2 separate regions of the Homo sapiens genome follow, and region 2 is linked to region 1. The links are chromatin loops, found by intact Hi-C in ENCODE. Cell type or tissue: heart left ventricle. All regions are shown on one strand.

What was found. Peaks named below come from ENCODE experiments on the same cell type or tissue, not always from the same donor. Only the 100,000 strongest peaks of a DNase experiment are listed, where the experiment ranks them.
Region 2: it touches region 1 in a loop (2.2-fold over the local background); 4 of 110 quality-filtered maps call a loop at or near these places.

The regions. Positions count from the first base shown.
Region 1 is chr6:35,513,799-35,516,298 of GRCh38, forward strand. No RefSeq gene overlaps it. Among named protein-coding and RNA genes, the nearest start is that of TULP1, 2.2 kb to the left of the region's middle. In heart left ventricle, no CTCF peak of the experiment used is centred here; no DNase peak of the experiment used is centred here.
Region 2 is chr6:35,643,822-35,646,321 of GRCh38, forward strand. All of the region lies in intron 1 of FKBP5 (FKBP prolyl isomerase 5), which reads right to left. Among named protein-coding and RNA genes, the nearest start is that of MIR5690, 20 kb to the right of the region's middle. In heart left ventricle, no CTCF peak of the experiment used is centred here; no DNase peak of the experiment used is centred here.

The DNA of each region.
Region 1 (2,500 bases):
AAAGAGCAAGACTACATCTCAGAAAAAAAAAAAAAAAAAAGAATATGTCTGTATTGGAGGTATACCCTTAACTCTTTTTCTTTTTTCACTGATAGGGGACATGCTTTTGTGGTATTGTTTTGTTTTGTTTTAGACAGAATTTTGCTCTTGTCACCCAGGCTGGAGTGCAGTGGCACGATCCTGGCTAATTACAGTAAATCCATATCAAATGGAACTTTCTAAAATACTATTTCTTCGGTTGCCACCTTTGTTCAAAAACATTCATTGGCTCCCTACTGCCTAAGGATTAAGTTTAAATGTGTTGGGTTGACATTCAAGGCTCTCCCTGATCTGGCCCCAGTCTGCCTTTCTAACCACAGGGTTATCCCAAGCCATACTCTTCATCCAGCCACAGAGGTTTCCTTACTGCCTTTACAGTTCTGTCCTCCATGCCTTTGCTCAGGCTGTTCCCTCCCGGAACGCCCTCCCTATTCCATGAAACCTATCCAACTCTAAACAGTCCTCAAGTCGCCACTTCGGAGAGGCCTCAGTCCTCAGTTGGCTCTGACCATATAATAATAATAGCATTTATTGTCCACCTACTGTGGCTTGCTCCCATTCTGACTCCACCCTCACAATAATATTTATGAGACAGACATTAACACCCTGATATTAGGGCAAGGAGCAGTGGCTTATGCCTGTAATCCCAGCACTTTGGGAGGATCACTTGAGCCCAGGAGCTCAAGACCAGGCTGAGCAACATAGTGAGACTTTGTCTCTACAAAAAATTTAAAAATTAGCTGAGCAATGTGGTACATGCCTGAGGTCCCAGCTACTTGGGAGGCTGAGGCAGGAGGATGACTTGAGCCCAGGAGGCAGAGGCTGCAGTGAGCTAAGACAGTGCCACAGCACTCCAGCCTGGGCAATGGAGTGAGACCCTGTCTCAAAAACAAAACCAAACAACCAAACAACCAAACGAAAACACCCTGATATTAAAGGTGAGGAAACTGACAGCTGAGTGTCAGTCAACAAGTATTTCCTGAGCACCTATTGTGTGCCAAGCGCTATGCTAAATAATGGTCATACAGAGATGAACAACATGATGTGGTCCCCGCCCTCGTGCAGCTTACATGCTTGTGAGAGAGACAGATAGTAGAGACATAAATACCCAAATTAGTGATAATGATCTCATTATTATTAGTTGTGAGAAATGCCAAGAAGGAAAGGAACTGGGCTCCACGAGACCAGCAGGTGGGTTCCAGTCTGGATTTAGAGTACAGGCAAGGCTGCCTGAGGAAGGAAGGTTTCGTTTTGTTTTGTTTTGTTTTTTGAGATGGAGTCTTGTTCTGTCACTCAGGCTGGAGTGCAATGGCACGATCTCAGCTCACTGCAACCTCTGCCTCCCAGGGTCAAGCAATTCTCCTGTCTCAGCCTCCTGAGTAGGTGGGATTACAGGCACCTGGCTATGTTTTGTATTTTTAGTAGACAAGGGGTTTCACCATGTTGGCCAGGCTGATCTCAAACTCCTGACCTCAAGTGGTCCGCCTGCCTTGGCCTCACAAAGTGCTGGGATTACAGGCATGAGCTACCATGCCCTGCCCTGAGGAAGGAATTTTTTTTTTTTTTTTTGACATGGAGTCTCACTCTTGTCACCCAGGCTGGAGTGCAGTGGTGCAATCTGAGCTCACTGCAACCTTCGCCTCCCAGATTCAAGCAATTCTCCCGCCTCAGCCTTCTGAGTAGCTGGGACTACAGGCACCCGCCACCACGCCTGGCTAATTTTTTTTTTTTTTTTTTTTTTGTAGTTTTGGTAGGGATGGGGTTTCACCATGTTGGCCAGGCTGGTCTCGAACTCCTGACTTCTAGTGATCCGCCCACCTCGGCCTCCCAAAGTGCTGGGATTACAGGCCTGAGCCACCGTGCCTGGCCAAGGAAGGCATTTTTAAACTGAAATCTGAAGGAATTTTTTTTTTTTTGAGACGGAGTTTTGCTCTTGTCTCCCAGGCTGGAGTGCAATGGCGTGATCTTGGCTCACTGCAACCTCTGCCTCCTGGGTTCAAGTGATTCTCTCCTGCCTCAGCCTCCCAAGTAGCTGGGATTACAAGCGTGTGCCACCATGCCTGGCTAATTTTTGTATTTTTAGTAGAGATGGTGTTTCACCACCTTGGCCAGGCTGGTCTCAAACTCCTGACCTCAGGTGATCCGCCTGCCTCAGCCTCCCAAAGTGTTGGGATTACAGGCATGAGCCACTGCACCCAGCCTGAAGGATCTTGAAGGCTAGAAAAGAGAATGTTCCAGGCACAAGGCACAGCATGTGCAAACTGTTTTCAGGCAGCAAAGAACTTGGCACACTGGAGCAGGACTGCCCCCTGGACCGGGACAAGAGTAGTCCTGCCTGCGACCTGCACTTCAGAGGGCTCCTGAGACTTGCAAATGCCAAACAGATACATTGCTAAGAACTGTCTCACAGTTGGGCAAGGTGGCTCACGCCTATAATCCCAGCACTTTGGGAGGCCGAGGT
Region 2 (2,500 bases), 130 kb after region 1:
CATAAGACTATGCGCCTGTTAGGTTTAAAAGATCCTTCAGAGCAAGGTCCATGCTTTGTTCATATTTAGATTCCCTAGAATGCCTCTACCTTTGAGAATGGTAAGACAAAAAGTGCAAGGAATTTGTAATGGAATTTGGGGGTGTTCTTCCTCTGCTCCTTACAAGCTGTTTGATGTTGGCTACCTTAACTTCTCTAAGATTTTTTCCTTACCTATGTGATTAGAATAAAAATATCTGTTTTCACAGATAATCTTCTGAAGTGGTATAATGTGTATTTTTAAGGTATACTATTCAAATGTTAGCTCTTATTGTTATTGGTAGTCACCTGACAGACATTTTTTCATGCAAGGCAAGCCAATGTAACCAACAGGCTAATCATAGGCTAAGCAAAACACACCTAACCACTGCCATGATGAATTCCACACTGCTCCCTGTTTGGGCAGGGAAAATCAAGAAGGAATCACTCCTACAGCTATTACACATTAGGCTAATAACAAACTTAATGCCCCCTAAACTCATCTCCTGAGCCTTCTTGTCTACAGAGTCAAAGAGTCTTTCTGCACTTGCAGAAAATGTCTTATTGATACAACTATAATTAGACAACTAAAACATATACTGTAGTGTTTTAACTCATTTCCAAATGACCACTATTCAGTTCAACAGAGACACAAATCCAATTGTTGTGCCCCAAAATCTTCAAATGAGAACACCAAAAACCAGGGGCTAAGTCTCTCTGCTCTAGTTTCTAGTACGCTTTATACCAAACATGAAAGATCCAAATGTTTGGCTCAGGATAAGCGAAAGGCCAGAACAATCGTTCTCAAACAAACAACAAAAATTATGTACCTAGCTCTACATGAGGTGAGCTAGATAATCAGGAAAATCAGAAGAACGGGATTGGTTCCCAGCTTCTAGAAACCCACTGCTTATAATATGCTTCTGTGATGCACAGAAACTTGTAAAAGGCACCTTGATAACAGAGGGAAAAGATCTCTTAAATATTTGGAGGGTCCTGGACTGTATGCCTGGGAAAATATATGCACACAAAAAAATTTCCTGGGGATTCACAGAGATGCTGACATCCATCAATAGATCTCTGGGTGTAAAGCACTGAACAAATGAAAACCACCAGGTGAGAGGTTATTGGGAAAGTACCCCACAGATTACTTATTATTAAAAAAGGAAAAAGACCTTTCAAGTAAAACAATCTGACTGATAACACTTTAACAAATGATCTGCATCATAACCAAACTCTGCATCACCAATAATGAAAAAAAGTGCTATTACTCTGTCTCCTAATATGATGTAGTGATGTGATTTAGATGTGCTATCACCTATGTGCTATCCCTATCAAAAATGTTTAACCTGAAACTAACCAGGAAGAAAAGACAAAAACAGATTGTGGAGCACTCTACAAGACCATTGGCCTACACTCCTGAAAAAATGTTAACAACATAAAGAACCAAAAAGGTGGCGTGCACCTGTAGTCCCAACTACTCAGGTGGCTGAGATGGAAGGACTATTGATTGAGCTCAGGAGTTTGAGACTGCAGTGAACTGTGATCATGCCACTGTACTCCAGCCTGGGCCGAAGGGTGAGACCCCATCTCTTAAAAGATAAAAAAAGAGAGAGAAAGAGAGAGAGGGAGAGACGGGAGGTCTGTTCCAGATTAAAGGAGACTATAGAGATATGACAACCAAGTGTAATCAGTGATCCTTGGCTGGATCCTGGATTAGGGGACAAAATATAAGAACTTGGAACAGGAGACTGCATATTAGCTTATTACTACTATATGTCAGCCTTTTGGAATGTGATATAGTATTATGGTTTTATGCAGAGTAATATCCTTGTTCATAGGAGACACATGCTGTAGTATTTAGGGGTGAGGTGTCATGATATCTGCCACTTGCTTTCAAATCATCCAAAGACAATGCTTTCTTTTGAATGTTCATCATTTGGAGTTCAGCTAAATTTTTAAATGAAAATACTGTCAATGAAGAAATGTTTTCAGGCTGGGAACAGTGGCTTACGCCTGTAATCTCAACACTTTGGGAGGCTGAGGCGGGTGGGATCACTTGAGGCCAGGAGTTTGAGACCAGCCTGGCCAACATGATGAAACCCCGTCTCTACTAAAAATACAAAAATTAGCCAGGCGTGGTGGCACACGCCTGTAATCCCAGCTACTCGGGTGGCTGAGGCACAAGAATCACTTGAACCTGGGAGGCAGAAGTTGCAGTGAGCCGAGGTCATGCCACTGCACTCTAGCCTGGGTGACAGAGCAAGACTCTTTCTCAAAAAAAAGAGAGAGGAAAAAAAGAAACATTTTCTTTTGGTTCTCACCTTGCTATTTTGAAAACAATGGCTTGTTTAAATTCGAGTAAATAGGCAACCTGTATAAGCTGATTTACTAGCTTTCTAAATCCCATTTGATAAAGGAATTAGCTCTTCATGTTTTGGCTCCAACACTTCAAGGGATGCAAGTCATCTTAGTAATCTCAG